Regions from separate parts of the Homo sapiens genome. Here all the other regions are linked to region 1. A link is a contact called in ENCODE Hi-C or POLR2A ChIA-PET data. All regions are on one chromosome and are shown on one strand. Each heading gives the region's core, a stretch centred on a gene start or an enhancer-like site at or near the end of the contact. The rest is flanking DNA. Distances are from core to core; before and after follow the strand shown. Region 1 holds the start of KCNC3 (potassium voltage-gated channel subfamily C member 3). Region 2 holds the start of NUP62 (nucleoporin 62). Region 3 overlaps SHANK1 (SH3 and multiple ankyrin repeat domains 1). Region 4 holds the start of IL4I1 (interleukin 4 induced 1).

Region 1 (3,899 bases), core at 623-3,122:
GAGGAGAGACTGAGGCCTAGAGAGAAGAGGAGCAAAGACTCAGAAGGAGGGGGACAGAATCAGAGACCCAGGAGGGCAGATTTACAAACGAGGGGTCGGAGACTCAGAGGGGTGGGAACAGAGACGGCGGCACAAATACTCAAGAAGGGAGAAAAAGAGACGCCAAGAAACCCAGAAACGGGAGCGGGGGTGGGATGGGGTTGGGAGGCGATACGAATCAGCCGCCGCACCTGCAGCAGGAAGCGGCGGGCCAGAAACTGTGCTGCCCGAGGGCGCCCGCAGCCCCCTGACCCGCCCCCTTCGCTCCCGCAGGCGCCGCCTCCTCCCTCCGCAGCCCCAGCCGCAGCCGCTGGCCCCGCCCCAGCCCCCTGAGCCTGCGCTCTGCCTCTCGGAGCCTACGACCGCCCAGGGGGCGGGGACGGCCCGCTCCGAGGCGGTCCCCTTTTTCTGGCCCCGCCCCTCACTCCATTCTTCCCCAGAACCCGACCTCTGAGACTCCTAGCCCACCCCATTTTTTATCGGTCCTGCCTATATTGCCTCAGTCTTGACGGTGCTTCCTGGCGCTTTGGCCTCTCCCCTCTCCCGTCCTCTCTGCCTCCTTGCGTGCCCCCTCCTCACCAGTCCTCATCTACCCTCGGTCCTCCAATCTGCAGTCCGCCGCGGTGTAGCGTTCGTTAGAAGTTCTCGCCTCGCCCTTTGAGACCCTGTGACCTTTAGGCAGTGCCCTCTCCCAGGTCTTCTGATCCCGAAGACTCCCCGTTCCAGGTCCCTCCCCTCCATCCAGCCCAGTAGCTTTGTACTCTTTGTAGTCTCATTGTTCCCCTGGGATCCACCTCTCCCGTTCCTCTACCCTCCCTTAGCCCTGCCCTGCCCTCGCCTACCCTGGTTGCTTTCAAGACCCTCAAGCCCCGCTCCTTCCTTAGTCTCTCTTTCCTACCGCCCATTCAAGACGTTTTCTTTTTCTTTTATTTATTTATTTTTTGACACAGAGTCTCGCTCTGTCGCCCAGGCTGGAGTGGAGTGGTGCGATCTCGACTCATTGCAACCTCTACTTCCCAGGTTCAAGCGATTCTCCTGCCTCAACCTCCCGACTAGCTGGGACTACAGGCACCCACAACCACGCCCGACTAATTTTTGTATTTTTAGTAGAGGCGGGGCTTCACCATTTTGGCCGGGCTGGTCTCGAACTCCTGACCTCAAATGATCCACCCACCTCAGCCTCGCAAAGTGCTGGCGTTACAGGCGTGAGCCACTGCGCCCTGCCTCAAGACGTTTTCTATTTGTCGACCCCACTCACCTTCCTCAGTACCACTCATCCATCCGGACACTCATTCTCCGGGCCCAGCCCCGACTAACCAGGCCCGCCTTGGAGCCTCAGCCCCGCTCCCTCCCTTAGGCCTATCCAGACCCTCTCGGGTTTCCAGGACTCTCTCAAGTTTCAACACCTTCTCACCGAGTCTAAGTCTTTGTTCTTCCCGTGTCCTCTTTCAGTCCAGCCTGTCCCCCTTGCGCGGGAAAGTCCTCCATCTCTAGTTCCCGCCCCATGCAGTCTCATCTGGACCGTTTCTACTTTCTGCGGCCCTGTCTCTTCCAAGCAATGCTCCTCCCCACCAGGTCCTGCCTAGCGGTGTTTTAGGTGAGGGCGTGCGATCTGTTTTGTTTCTCTCCGCCCCTTTCTCAGCCCAATCAGGACGGCCTCTCTCATGGTGGCCCCGCCCCTCCAGGCCAGTCGGGCGTCTTTAAATAGCTTGGATGTGTCCCCTCCTCCCTCTACCCCGCCCGCACTTTTTTCAGTTCAGTAAGGTCTCTCTCTATCGTATCTAGCCCCGCCTTCCCCTGGCTACCAGTGCTGCCGAACACAATTAGTAGTAACCGGTCCCGCCTCCCTTGACGCCCCGCCCCGCCCCTCCTCCCTGCTCTCTTAGAAAGAGCCAATCGCTCCGTCTCATTGGCGGCCCCGACTCGTCCAGCTGGGTCGCGTTAGAGTGCCCGCCCCACTCCTCCCAGCCACAGCCCCGCCCCACCTCCCCCAGGCCAATCAGTTTGGTTCCTCTCCCCTAAGCCACGCCCCCGCTACCTCGCTCCTCCTCCCACCCAATCCCGTCGGTCTCTCCCCCCGTGTCCCCGCCCCTGCGTCCCCGCCCCTCCCGCCCCGCCCCCCGTCCAATGCTGAGCTCAGTCTGCGTCTCGTCCTTCCGCGGGCGCCAGGGGGCCAGCAAGCAGCAGCCGGCGCCACCGCCGCAGCCGCCCGAGTCCCCGCCGCCGCCACCGCTGCCGCCGCAGCAGCAGCAGCCTGCGCAGCCCGGCCCCGCCGCGTCCCCGGCGGGCCCCCCGGCACCCCGCGGGCCCGGGGACCGGCGCGCCGAGCCATGCCCCGGGCTGCCGGCGGCGGCCATGGGGCGGCACGGCGGCGGCGGTGGCGACAGCGGCAAGATCGTGATCAACGTGGGCGGCGTGCGCCATGAGACGTACCGCTCGACGCTGCGCACCCTGCCGGGGACGCGGCTGGCCGGCCTGACGGAGCCCGAGGCGGCGGCACGCTTCGACTACGACCCGGGCGCCGACGAGTTCTTCTTTGACCGGCACCCGGGAGTCTTCGCGTACGTGCTCAACTACTACCGCACCGGCAAGCTGCACTGCCCAGCCGACGTGTGCGGGCCCCTGTTTGAGGAGGAGCTCGGCTTCTGGGGCATCGACGAGACCGACGTGGAGGCCTGCTGCTGGATGACCTACCGGCAGCATCGCGACGCTGAGGAGGCGCTCGACTCCTTCGAGGCGCCCGACCCCGCGGGCGCCGCCAACGCCGCCAACGCCGCAGGCGCCCACGACGGAGGCCTGGACGACGAGGCGGGCGCGGGCGGCGGCGGCCTGGACGGAGCGGGCGGCGAGCTCAAGCGCCTCTGCTTCCAGGACGCGGGCGGCGGCGCCGGGGGGCCGCCAGGGGGCGCGGGCGGCGCGGGCGGCACATGGTGGCGCCGCTGGCAGCCCCGCGTGTGGGCGCTCTTCGAGGACCCCTACTCGTCGCGGGCTGCCAGGGTGAGCGCGCTCTCGGGGCCCCCATCCACCCCACCCCCGCCTCTCCAGGCGCCCCCAGTCTCCCAGGAGCGCCCCAGCTCCAACCCTCCGGGTCCCTCTAGGCTTCTCAGTCTCCTAGAAGCCTCTTCCCCAATCCTGAGTCTCCTGGGCTCCTCCGAACACACCCCCCTCTCGCAGCCATCCCCCAGATCCTCCAAAGACGGATCTCCAACCTTCGGGCTCTTCCAGACCCCTCCAAAGTTCCCCCTCCCCCGCCAAGGCCACCCTAGACGCTTAGACACTTCCTCCAGACCGTGAATCTCCCGTGCTTCTCTGAACAACCCGGTCCCCACCTTTCCTGGGCTCCTCTGAGACCCTCCCCAACCCTCATGTCTCCTGGGCCCCATCAAATCTCTTCTCACTACTCTTGGTCACCGTCCAGCCCTTGGTTTCTTGGACCTTCCCCAGCCCCTCAGAAGACATCCCTTCTCAGCCCTCAAATTCTCCTAGGCCCTGTGAGCCCTGACCCCCACTTTCCCTGCCTTCTCCAGACTCTCTGGGGCCCCCTATTCAACTCTCAGTCTCTCCCAGCACCTCCCCGATTCACCCCGTGGCCCGTCTCCCAGAAGACCTCTCTCTCCAAGTTTGAATCTTCTGATTATTTTTTCCACTCCCTTCCTGCAGTATCTTCTGCTCTCAGAGTCTCAGAAAACTCCCCCACCCCAACCTCACAGCCTTCTGGACCCCTCTAAACCTCCACTTGTTCTTGCCTGGACATTTTCACCTCCCCCTCACTGCAATACTGAGTCTTGGGGCATCTTCTCCGTTGGAACCTCCAGGCCCCCTCTGTGTTCACTCTGTGTTTAACACTCTTCAACCTCCAC
Region 2 (4,029 bases), core at 1,530-4,029, 400 kb after region 1:
TCAATAAACCAACAAACCAGTGAAGAAACCAATAAACCAGTCAACGAACCAACCAACAATCAACCATCTAACCACCCAGTCAACCAACCAACCAACCAACCAACCAATGAACTAGTCGACCAATCAATCAGGGAATCGGTCAACCAACCAAATAAATCAGTCAACCAACCAATCAACCCATTAATCAACCAATGAACCAGTTAACCAAAACCCAACAAATTAGCCAATGAAAGAATCAGTCTTAACCCATAAGAGGGTCCAGGAGAAAAAAAAAATTAAAAAAGAAAAAAAGAACCAGCCAACCAACCAATGACTCAAGCAACAGTCAACCAAGCATTTCTTCAACCATTCCAACATCTCCTTTACCGAGTACTCTGTATCTGTGGTGTCTCTATTCTCTCTTTTTAAAAGGCAAACTAGATCACATTACACACACAGATACACACGCACATATGCCTTGTTTCATCTTTACTCATTAATTATTGAAAACCCACTATGTGCCAAGCATTTGGGATACAGTAATGAATGAAATGATTCCTGCCTCCTGAGGGCTTCTGCATATACAGTTCCCTCCAACTAAAATGCTCTTCCCTTGGGTGTTTTCCTCATTCCTTCCCTACTTTTTTTTTATTTTAAGGGATAGGGTTTCACTCTGTTGCCCAGGCTGCAGTGCAGTGGCATCATCTTGGCTCACTGCAGCCTAGACCTCCCAGGCTCAAGCGATCCTCCCACCTCAGCCTCCCAAGTAGCTGTGACTACAAGCGTGAGCCACCATGCCTGGCTAATTTTTTTTTTCCTATAGATATGAGGTCTCGCTATGTTGCCCACGTCCTGAACTCCTGGACTAAAGCAATTCTCCCCGCTTGGCCTCCCAAAGTGCTGGGATTACAGGCCATCATGCCTGGCTTCCTTCCCATCATTTATGCCTCAGTCAACATGTTACCTACTTGGAGAAGGTTTTCTGGCTACCCATTCTATATTAGGTCCCCTTTGTCATTTTGTAGCTCAGCTGCTAGGTGTTTTTGACTTATTCCAATACACTCTCATTTAATTTATCTCTGGTCTACTCCCCACAGTGTGAGCTGCTGGAAGGCACAGACCATGTTCTTCTTGTTCCCAGCCGTATCCTCAGCACCTAAAACAGTGCCTGGCACATTGTAGGCACTCAATATTTATTGAATACATGGATGAGTTCTTCCTCCCCCATCTTCCCCTGCCCTCCACTCCCCAGCTCCACCTTCCACCTGCCCTTACCTGCCAGGGGCTCTCCCCCCACTGGAAGCCCGCCCTCCAGGGCTCCCCCAAGGACCTCATAGGGAGCCAGGGGGGCAGGGGCCGGGGGGAGTTTCCCATAGTCTACGAGCCATCCCAGCCCACTAGCTGGGAGCAGGGCCCTGTCCAGCTCCAGCCCCAGGGTCGCCAGGAGTGACATGGCTGTAGCACAGGTGCTGGGCACTGATGGCAACAGGAGAGGCTGCACCAGCAGCTGGCACGAGGCTCTGGAGGATGCTCAGGTGGGCGAAGACAGGCACCAAGGCGAAAGTGGAAGACCTACACGCGTGAGACAAGAGTGGGTGTGGTCAGGACAGCGTCATCCACCGGCCAAAATCAAGGGGAAGCCAAGCCACACCCCCAGGCACGTCCATGAGGCTCCTCCCTCCCCCTTCCAACCACCGTTTAGAACACTAAGCCTCAGCCTCTCCGAATTCTAAATTTGCCCTTTCTTTACCCAAATCTCTGAGCCCCACCCACTCCCAAGGGAATTTCTTTAGGTCCTAAAGTAGGACCGATGCCCCACCCCTTCCCCCAATACAGAAAAAAAAAACCTAAAGGTCTCCCAGGGGAATTACCTTAGGCCCCTCCCATCCACCTCAGAATATTTCGCCTCAAGGAAAAACTCAATCCCAGGGACATTTTCTTCCAGCCACGCCCCTTCCTCTAAAATATTTCCTTTTGGCCCCACTGCCTTCCTAGCTTCCATCCCAAACCAGTTCCCAGGGGAACTGCCCCAGGCCGCAGCCCTTCAGCAATGTTATCCACTCAAATCCCACTCCTCGCTCTGCCGCTGCCCCTCCAAGCCCCGCCCCTCATTGTTTATTTAGCTCCGCCCCTCCCCCGATTCCCCAGAGGCCCCGCCTCTTTGTCACATCGAAACCCCACCCCTCAACTAACGGTTGGTTTAGCCCCGCCCCTTCTCACAATGTGCTTCCGAAATCCCACCCATCGTGACGACAGTGGTTCTATCCCCACCCACTTAGAGGGTTGCCTCTGGGTCCCGCCTTCTGCCCTGTCAATCTAAGCCAGTCCCCGCCTCAGCAGGTGCCTGGTTTAAAAGGAAGGAAGCTGGGCTGTGAGCCAGAGCAACGTGGGGCAGGGAGGGTGGAGGAGGGTAGAGGGGGCACGCGGAGAACGGCTACCCGAACGCCACCCGTCCACACGCGGCTCTGCGCCGAGGGCCAAGGCGCATGCTACGTCGCCCGAGCGGTCCAATTGCCTTTACACCTCCGCCCTCTTGGGGATCAATGCGCATGTGCGGCCATTCAGGGTCCGCAGCTCTTTCACTACGGGGCACTGGTGGGCTACTGCGCAGGAACAACCAAGCACGAAGAATCGTTTAGAAAAAAAAAAAACACACCCTCCCCTGGAGTGCTCAGGCCCAGCTGCACGCGGGCTGACAAACATCGAGTCTAGAACTCTCCCACCCGGCCCCGGGCCCAGTGCGCATGCGCAGCCGCGCGCCTTCGGCCCACCGTACTACTTCTGCGCCTGCGCGACCGTGATTCCCCGCTCGCGACTCCCCACCCCCCAGGGCTCCCTAAAGAGGGCCACGAGCTGCGAAAGGGCGGGAAAGGCAGTTGGAGAAGAGGTAAGCGGTTACTCACTCCATGGCTGCAGCAAGGAGAGGCGGCGGCGGCCTCGGCTGAAGAAAGAAGGTGGGAGCGGAGAGCGCAGGCGTGGTGAGCGCGGAGACGGGCCGGGGGCACAAAGGGGTCGAGGCTACAGAGCCATGGCCGGGGCTACGCAGGCAGAGGCGGCGACACTGTAGTGAGAAGAGACTGTGATCCGAGGACAGGGAATGAGGCGGCCCCGGGGACTGGGGACAGATATATACTGGGTGGCGGAGCACGGCCCTCCCGGATCCTTCCGCGCCCCGCCCTCGCGCGGCCCCAACCGGGAGGCAGCCGGGTCCCCTCCTCCTGGGGATCAGGGGATCCGAGCCTTTCCTTCCCACTCCTAGGGTCCGGGACCCTCCTCCCTCTCAGCTGGGGATCCGACCTCTTCCCTCTGAGCCGGGGATCCAGCCCTCTCCTTGTGGCTCCGGGGTCTGGTTTCCTCCTCCTGACTCTAAGCTCTGGTTTCTTTCTCTTTCTGCCTCTGAGGTCTGGGCCTGCTTCCTCCTGTGATTTTGAGGATCCAGCCTCATTCTCTTCCCGCAGACCTGCACCAGTTCATTTCTCTTTCCCTTTCCTTGCTTGCAGAATTTCCTGCCAGTCACTTTTCACTTCTTCATCCCCCAGCTGCTGACTCTGAGAAACCCTCGTGGGTTAGAGTCCAGCATGAGTCACAGCACTCTCCCAAATACAGACCTGCCAGGATGGCCTCGGGCAAATAACTTAAGTTCTCTTACTTCATTTCCCTATCTGTAAAATAAGAAAAATCAACTCGCCTGGTGGGTTTATGAGACTCAAATAAGACGATGTCTGGCAAGCCTTATGCACAGAGCTCAACTCATACATTCCTGTTCAACTGTTTTTTTTTTTTGAGACGGAGTCTCTCCGTCTCTGTCGCCCAGGCTGGAGTGCAGTGGCGCGATCTCGGCTCACTGCAAACTCCGCCTCCCAGGTTCACGCCATTCTCCTGCCTCAGCCTCCCGAGTAGCTGGGACTACAGGCGCCCGCCACCACGCCCGGCTAATTTTTTGTATTTTTAGTAGAGACGGGGTTTCACTGTGTTAGCCAGGATGGTCTCAATTTCCTGGCCTCGTGATCCGCCCGCCTCGGCCTCCCAAAGTGCTGGGATTACAGGCGT
Region 3 (4,051 bases), core at 1,404-3,903, 350 kb before region 1:
AGGAGATGGAGGTTACAGTGAGCCGAGATCATGCCACTGCACTCCAGCCTGGCAGTAGAGCGAGACTCCGTCTAAAAAAAAAATAGAAAAAAGGAAAAGAAAATAGGCCAGGTACAGTGGTTCACACCTGTAATCCCAACACTTTGGGAGGCCAAGGCAGGAGGATCACTTGAGGCCAGGAGTTCGAGACCAGCCTGGGCAACATAGTGAGACCCTGTCTCTACAAAATATTTAAAAATTAGCCAGTCATGGTGTGTGCCGAGGTGGGAGGATCACTCGAGCAAGGGAGGTCAAAGCTGCAGTGAGCCATGCTTGCGCCACTGAGCTCCAGCCTGGGCAACAGAATGAGACCTGTCTCAATAAATACATAAATTAATTCACTGAAATAAAATAAACTAGAAAGTCCACCATGGCTCACCAGTGATCTCTGTGTATGCCTCCAGAGACCCCGCAACACCAGAGACCCCACAATAGCGTATCAGACTGAGTGTAAATCTCTGATAAACTAATTAGAGCAAGTCCTGTTTTCATTAATTCAACAAATGCGCAGAGCTCCTGTAAAGTGCCAGGCAGCCACAGTTCTAGGTCTACCCTGCACGAACCCAGTTACAGGACAGTCAAGAGCCTAACCCTCAGGGAACTCACCCTCTGAGCTCCAAAGACCTCCACCCCCAGAGGAGCCCAGACACCAGCCAGTAATAAAACCAGCTGCCCACCTGCCCCTGCCTCCTAGAAATGAAACTCACAAGCACTCACCTGAGTTCTGGGAGACCTCCTTTCCCTCTGTGTCCAGAGGACCCATAGTCATTTGCCCTGTACATCCCCCTCGCCTTTTCTTCTCTCACCTCTTGGATCTGTCCCTGGGCCTTCTCCAGGTCCCCCTCTCATGTCGGAGGCTCTCTCTGCCGCCTTCTCTGCTCCTTCCCACCTGCCATCTTTATCTTTCCCGCTCTCTGAGTCAATACAGATGCCCCTTCATGAGGTTTCTGCATCTTGGTGGCCTCTCTCGACGTCTGGTCTTGTTCTCGGTGTCTCGATTTCCCATTCATTTAGGCTCCTCTCCCCTCTTCACCCTGCATCTTCCCTCTGGTCTAGATGCAGTGGGGTGGGGGGTGCAGTACCCCCCGAGGCTTCTTGGATCAGGTCTGCACAAAAGTGAACAAGAGCAAAGCATTGTATAAGACGCCACTATCAGCCAGGCGTGGTGGCTCACGCCTGTAATCCCAGCACTTTGGGAGGCCAAGGCGGGTGGATCACCTGAGGTCAGGAGTTTGAGACCAGCCTGGCCAACAAGGTGAAACCCCGTCGCTACTAAAACTACAAAAATTTGCTGGGTGTGGTGGCGCACGCCTGTTATTCCAGCTACTCGGGAGCATGGGACAGGAGAATCGCTTGAACCTGGGAGGCAGAGGTTGCAGTGAGCCAAGATCGCGCCACTGCACTCCAGCCTGGGTGACAGGGTGCGATTCTGTCTCGGGGAAAAAAAAAAAAAGATGCCACTATCTAAGGACTTGGAAACTGGGAGATTTCAACCCTCTCCAAAGATGCACTTTTGCATATAACCTAGAGGAGGTAGGGACAGCAGGGGCGCGGAGCCCAGCAGATCCACCCTAGGTCAGGGCACCTCTTGGGCTGTCTCCTCCTAGGGCTCTGCTGTCCATCCGCCCCTCGGTATGGCTTTGGCTTTCTCTGGTACTGTCTTTGTCACCCGCCACTGATGCCCGAGGGCTCCCTCGTGCCCCCTCATCTCTCAGTCTGAGACGTCATTGCTCCCTCTCAGTTGCACTCCCCACTTCTGGGGTTCCCTCCTGGGGCTGCGCAGGCCCTCTCTGAGTCAGAGCTGCCCTCCCTCCTTCCTCTCTGGGCTCTTCCTGCTTCCCATGCTTCCCATCGCCCTCTCATTTCCCCTCTCATCTCTCAGTCCTTGTCTCTCCCCCTTCTAGGCCCCATCTCTGTCTGTCGCTCTTCGCCTCTCTCACTCTCCCTATCTTTCTCTTCCCATCCCTCCCTGTTTCCCCACCTCCCTCTCTCCCCCATCTGTCTTTGTCTCTTTGTCTCTGTCTCTCCATCTCTGTCTCTGTGTCTCCTTGTCTCCCTAGCTCTCTCCTTGTCTCTCTATCTCTGTCTCCTCATCTCTGCCATTGTCTCTCTGTCTCTCCATCTCTATCTCCCCATCTCTGCCTTTGTCTCTCTGTCTCTCTATCTCTGTCTCCCTATCTCTGCCTTTGTCTCTGTCTCTGTCTCTCCATCTCTGTCTCTCTCCCCATCTTTGCCTTTGTCTGTCTGTCTCTGTCTCTCTATCTCTGTCTCTCTTTTTCTGTCTCTCTACGTCTGTCTCTGTGTCTCCTTGTCTCCCTCTCTCTGTCTCTGTCTATCTCTGTCCCCCCATCTCTGTCTCTTCAGTTGTCTCCCCGTCCATTCTCTCCCCTATCCCCTCTCAGGGCTGCCTCCTTAGCAGGAGTTCCCCAGCCACTGGTCAGCGGCAGGACATGCGCTGCCACTGAGGCGCCAGACCACGAGGTGACGGAGAACTGGGCCTTTGGGCGGCGGACTGAAGGGGAGTCTGCCCGGCAGCCAGTGACGTCATGCAAGGCTGCGCACTCTGATTGGCTGTCCCTTCTGCGCGGGAGCGAATGCTCCCGTTGGTTGGTGGAGTTCAGGTGCTCCCTGGGGAGTCAGTGCGATGCCCCATCAGATTGTTATGGTTCCTCCGTCAGTCTGACATCTCTCCTGTCACCCTGACCCTTCTTATGTCAAGCTAACCCATTTTTGTCCCTTCTTCTTCCACATGGTGCTGAAGTGTCTTTTGTCAGCTTGCAAATCTGACGAGGCGTCTGTCACTCTGCACCCTCCTCTGTCGGGGACACCCCTCCCCCTCACTCTAACCAGTTCCCTGCCACTCTAAGCCCTCTCCCGTCACCCTGACCCCTTGCCTGTAACCCTGACCCCTCCCCGTCACACTGACACCCCCCCATCACCCTCACCCCTTACCTGTAATGCTTGTAACCCTGACCCCTCCCCATCACCCTGACCCCTCCCCACACCCTGACCCCTCCCCATCACCCTGACCCCTCCCCATCATCTTGACCCCTCCCCATCACCCTGACCCCTCCCCATCACCCTGACCCCTCCCCATCACCCTGACCCCTCCCCACACCCTGACCCCTCCCCACACCCTGACCCCTCCCCATCACCCTGACCCCTCCCCATCATCTTGACCCCTCCCCACACCCTGACCCCTCCCCACACCCTGACCCCTCCCCATCACCCTGACCCCTCCCCACACCCTGACCCCTCCCCATCATCCTGACCCCTCCCCACACCCTGACCCCTCCCCATCATCTTGACCCCTCCCCATCACCCTGACCCCTCCCCATCACCCTGACCTTTCCCCATCACCCTGACCCCTCCGTTTTCCCTTTGACTCCTCCACTGTCTCTCTTTTACCTCTTCTCTCACCCTGACCCCCACCCTGTCACCCTCACCCTTCCCCATCACTCTGACTCCTACTCTGTCACCTGACCCCTTCTCTGTCACATTGACCTCTCCACTGTCCCCCTGACCCTTCCCTGTCATCCTGACCTCTCCCCCATCACCCTGGTCCCTTCCCTGTCACTCTGACCCTTCCACTGTCACATCAACCCCTCCACTGTCACTCGGATCCCTGCCTCATCACCTTCACCCTCACCTGTCACCTGACCCTCGCCTCTCCCTCTGGCCCCCACCACCTGCCCCCGTGCCCCATGCAGGTGTTTCCCTTGCCTTCCTCCCCTCCTCCCAGCTGTCCTCTCCTGCCTGGACTCTGTTCTTGCTGTCCTCTCCAGCCCTGCCCCTCAGCAGTCCCCGTGTGCTTCCTGACTGGTCACACCCCCTTCTCCTGGCTCTTCGTACCCCTCCCATTTTATCTCAGGGTTTTTGAGCCACTCTGACCTCTTTTCTCCGATGCATCTTGAATCTCCTCCTTACTCGCTGGCTGGTCTAGGATAAGGACCTTTTCTCTCTGATCCACGGCCTCTTTCATTATCATCCAAATGGGTATAATCCACCCTAA
Region 4 (3,886 bases), core at 201-2,700, 430 kb after region 1:
TTATTTTTTATTTTTTGAGATGGAGTCTGGCTCTGTCACCCAGGCTAGAGTGCAGTGGCACGATCTCAGCTCACTGCAACCTCCACCTCTTGGGTTCAAGCAATTCTCCTGTCCCAGCCTCCTGAGTAGTTGGGACTACAGGCGTATGCCACCATGCCCGGCTAATTTTTATATTTTTAGTAGAGACGAGGTTTTGCCATGTTGGCCAGGCTGGTCTTGAACTCCTGACATCAGGTGATCCGCCTGCCTCGACCTCCCAAAGTGCTGGGATTATAGGCGTGAGCCACCCCTGGCCCTCGTCACTATTTTTGCTGACCCAAGCTCTTTCGGTCCCTGAACTCTCCAGCTCTTTGATCATTTCCCTTTGCCACGGCCTCCCGCCCCTGCGTCACATGCCTTGTTACTCACATTCACCCCCCAGCCCCTCCCGGCCATAACCGCATCCCTCTTTGATTTACTGCGGGAGTTTCCCATCTTCCTTCTTGTTAATGCCCTCCAACCCCCACCCAACCCTTGCTGCAGAGAATCTGCCTCCCTCTGGTTTTCCTCCTCACGGAGCCCCTGGCTCCCTCTCCCCCACCCCAAGGAAAGTCCCTGCTATTGTTTCTCCACCCCCACCCACTCCAAGGTGCCGCCCCACTCCCTGCCCTGAGCACTGAGGTGGTTCTTAAAGCAGGGATGGGTGAAGCCTGGGCGCTTCCCTCTGCCGGGTGGTCACTCATAGAACCCCTGAGTGCCCCTGCGGCCACAGCAGCTGGCATTTCCAAAGGAGCAGCTTCCAGTACTACCCCAGGTTCCGGCCACAGAACTTAACCTGGATTCACTCACTTGATCCTAAAACACTGTGACGTCTGTAGACGTCATTTGACAGCTGTAGACGAGAGCCACAGAGGGGAGGGCGGGCTCAGAGCCCACGTCCTGACCCCGGGACCACGGCTGCCAGCCCCACTGCTACACCCATGTAACGGAGGGGGAGACTGAGGCTCTGGGTGGCAAGTGGAGAGGGAAGTGGAACCATGGGGGGCCCTGCAGGACATGGCGACACCTGACGGAGAGGGACTTGGAGGGGAAAGTTGGCCTGGCCCAGGGACCTGTAGCCCCTCTGTCCCCGTGGGAATCAAGGAGGCAGAGAGAGTGCAGGGGAGGATAGAAACAAGTGGCCTGGTGATCAGGGACGGGGGCAAACCGAAGGGGATTCCCCGTTGTTGGCACGGTTACCTGAGCATCTATTTCTGGCCTCCAAACCACCCCAGAACTATCTGGGGCAAAAGGAAGTGAATAGACTGATTAACTTCCTCCAACCCCCTTTCTCCAACCTCAACTAGACTCTGAGCATTGGACCAGAGCAGCTCCAGGAAACCAGTTTCATTTCCCTCGGCCAGTTTCCCAAAAGGAGGGGTGGGCGGGGCTCTGCCAGTTTAAGGGGAGAGAAAGGGCCACAGCAGAGACAGTGGAGGGCAGTGGAGAGGACCGCGCTGTCCTGCTGTCACCAAGAGCTGGAGGTAGTGACACGGCCAGTGGTGGGGGGACAGAGAGACAGGACCCACAGAAATAGGGACTGAGAAGCAGTCAGGAGCTGGGGAGATGAGGAAGAGGGAAAAGAGGCCGGGCGCGGGGGCTCATGCCTGGAATCCCAGCACTTTGGGAGGCCGAGGTGGGTGGATCACCTAAGGTCAGGAGTTCGAGACCAGCCTGGCCAACATGGCGAAACCCCGTCTCTACTAAAAATACAAAAATTAGCCAGGTTTGGTTATGGGTGTCTGTAATCCCAGTTACTTGGGAGGCTGAAGTGGGAGGATTCTTGAACCTGGGAGGCGGAGGTTGCAGTGAGCCAAGATCTTACCACTGCACTCCAGCCTGGATGGCAGAGAAAGACTGTTAAAAAAAAAAGAAAGAAAGGAAAGAAAGAGGGAAAAGAAGAGAAAGAGACAGGAACCCGAGAGAGCTGTGGCAGAGGTGGAGACCGGTGAGGAGGGAGGCAGGGACGGTCCAGGGGACTCTGAAGGAATGGGGTTAGGGGACACAGGTCCAGAGAGCAGGACAGTGACTGGGGGAGGGCCGGCTCTAGCAGCTGGGCAGCCCATGGGAGACAGAGTCAGGCTACAGTGGTCACAGGCCTCAGTCACAACAGCCCTCCCTTCTCCTCCACCCCAGACACCATCTCCCACCGAGAGTCATGGCCCCATTGGGTGAGTAAGCAGGGGAGGGGCTCTGGAACAAGTGAGTAGAACCCCTCTCCCCCGACCTGCCACAACCCCGTTGACCCTGTCCTCCTCCTCCCAGCCCTGCACCTCCTCGTCCTCGTCCCCATCCTCCTCAGCCTGGTGGCCTCCCAGGACTGGAAGGCTGAACGCAGCCAAGACCCCTTCGAGAAATGCATGCAGGATCCTGACTATGAGCAGCTGCTCAAGGTGGTGACCTGGGGGCTCAATCGGACCCTGAAGCCCCAGAGGGTGATTGTGGTTGGCGCTGGTGTGGCCGGGCTGGTGGCCGCCAAGGTGCTCAGCGATGCTGGACACAAGGTGGGAAGCACTGCTTGCAGTCTACCTGGAGTCCCTCCTGCTGCAGGCTGGAGTCCCTGGGCACAGGGACACGGCCGCGTTCCTCCTTGAGGGGGTGGAGGTGGGGATGTGGGGGGAGAGGCTATCTTTCCCTGTAGTCTGGGGGTGAGGCCCAAGCCCCCTGCTGTCACATGTCTCCACTGAGAGGCCCCAGACTTTCCTGTCCCACGTTTTTCATCCCAGAGGGAAGTCTCACTGGCTCAAAGCTCCTCTGTCCTGGGGTGGGGCGCCTGTTGGTGGAGAGGGAAACTCTACCAAGGGGATGTGTGCCCTGAGGTCTAACCACTGACCTACTCACTGCAATCCGAGAATGAGAATGGGCCAGCCCAGGGGCTTCTACGCATATGGGTCATCTCCGAACTCCCCGAGCTGGGAAGTCCCTTTGCAGTCTAGCTGGCAGCCTTCCTCCTGCAGTCTGGAACTGCTCACTCAGTTCTGTTCCCCCACCTCCATACAGAAGGGGACCCTCTCCTAGTCTGGGTCTGGGCCACTGTGGGGATGGAAGAAGGCAGGGGGCTGGCACGGGGTGGTAGAGGGCAGGGGATGGTCAGTGGGTGGAGCTGAAGGGCCCTCCTCGCCCCACGGACTCCCTCAGGTCACCATCCTGGAGGCAGATAACAGGATCGGGGGCCGCATCTTCACCTACCGGGACCAGAACACGGGCTGGATTGGGGAGCTGGGAGCCATGCGCATGCCCAGCTCTCACAGGTGACCTAGCAACCCACCCACCTGTGTGCCTAGACTCAACTAGCCCCCCAGCTCCATGCCCACACCAGAGTGGGCCCGAACTTCCACTCTGACTCCCAAACCCAGCCTCCAACCCCATCCTTCGCCTAATCCTCACCTCAGTCTTGCCTCCAGCGCCAGCCCTGGGCCTCTGGCAACACTCGGGCCACCTGGTCCAACCAGACCTCCAGCTGGCCCTGCCTGGTGCAAAAGCCAGCTCCTGTGCTGGCCCCTCCAGGCCTGCAGCTCCACCATCCCCACACCCTCAGGCACCCCAGCCCCAGGCCCCTTCTTCATCTCAAACCCCCGTCCAACCCAAACTCTGTCCCCCTTCCCAATTCTAATCTGGGCTCTATCCCACTCTTAACCCAATCCTAATCCTGGTACTGCCCTGAGGCCTCCAGCCTTGTCCCCATTTCATTCCCATCCCCCAGCATTGATTACCCCAAATCTAGCCCCACCCCCAGCCTCATGCTGGTCCCCAGCTACTCTCCCCTCCCACCCCTCTTCTCCAAGTCCCACTAGGGACCAGGCCACCCCCACTGGAGCCCGGCCCTCACTCACCCACTCCCCTGATCAGGATCCTCCACAAGCTCTGC

Evidence for each region. A loop is a pair of places that touch in the nucleus more often than their neighbours do. ChIA-PET counts read pairs that join two places held with the same protein, here RNA polymerase II (POLR2A). Pooled maps may share reads with other maps.
Region 2: a map of dorsolateral prefrontal cortex shows a loop between it and region 1 (6-fold over the local background). The contact joins the promoter of NUP62 here to the promoter of KCNC3 in region 1. A Hi-C loop is called at or near these places in 3 of 168 maps with a recorded cell type or tissue (dorsolateral prefrontal cortex, naive thymus-derived CD4-positive, alpha-beta T cell and posterior cingulate gyrus), 5 of 37 single-sample maps with no recorded cell type and 18 of 50 pooled maps. POLR2A ChIA-PET finds 5 or more read pairs at or near these places in 4 of 52 experiments (Caco-2, GM10248, HEK293 and 1 more).
Region 3: a pooled map shows a loop between it and region 1 (9-fold over the local background). The contact joins the enhancer-like site here to the promoter of KCNC3 in region 1. A Hi-C loop is called at or near these places in 5 of 50 pooled maps. POLR2A ChIA-PET finds 5 or more read pairs at or near these places in 2 of 52 experiments (HCT116 and HEK293).
Region 4: a loop to region 1 is called in a pooled map, with 6 times the contacts of the local background. The contact joins the promoter of IL4I1 here to the promoter of KCNC3 in region 1. A Hi-C loop is called at or near these places in 1 of 168 maps with a recorded cell type or tissue (right lobe of liver) and 6 of 50 pooled maps. POLR2A ChIA-PET finds 5 or more read pairs at or near these places in 1 of 52 experiments (B cell).

Annotation. Positions count from the first base shown.
Region 1 is chr19:50,327,350-50,331,248 of GRCh38, reverse strand. It overlaps KCNC3 (potassium voltage-gated channel subfamily C member 3), which reads left to right and starts at 1,872. Exons shown (of 5, transcript NM_004977.3): 1 at 1,872-3,036. The coding sequence starts at 2,167. LOC105372437 (a long non-coding RNA gene) reads right to left here and starts at 1,629. Exons shown (of 4, transcript XR_007067299.1): 1 at 1,454-1,629. RefSeq lists silencers at 182-551, 565-744, 1,622-1,681, 1,762-2,311, 2,920-3,009 and an enhancer at 1,863-2,157.
Region 2 is chr19:49,928,254-49,932,282 of GRCh38, reverse strand. It overlaps NUP62 (nucleoporin 62), which reads left to right and starts at 2,779. Exons shown (of 3, transcript NM_016553.5): 1 at 2,779-2,957. It overlaps ATF5 (activating transcription factor 5), which reads right to left and starts at 3,078. Exons shown (of 3, transcript NM_001193646.2): 1 at 2,883-3,078; 2 at 1,255-1,551. The coding sequence starts at 1,432. It also overlaps a transcript of IL4I1 not described here. RefSeq lists silencers at 2,289-2,338, 3,189-3,248.
Region 3 is chr19:50,678,098-50,682,148 of GRCh38, reverse strand. The region is part of intron 21 of SHANK1 (SH3 and multiple ankyrin repeat domains 1); the gene reads left to right. Among named protein-coding and RNA genes, the nearest start is that of C19orf81, 31 kb to the right of the region's middle. Within about 2 kb of position 2,653, at least 4 of the 41 ENCODE cell types and tissues checked have a DNase peak (open chromatin) inside an H3K27ac peak, as active enhancers do.
Region 4 is chr19:49,894,451-49,898,336 of GRCh38, reverse strand. IL4I1 (interleukin 4 induced 1) reads left to right here and starts at 1,450. Exons shown (of 8, transcript NM_152899.2): 1 at 1,450-1,502; 2 at 2,155-2,189; 3 at 2,284-2,522; 4 at 3,157-3,269; 5 at 3,868-3,886. The coding sequence starts at 2,177. RefSeq lists enhancers at 341-520, 2,915-2,964.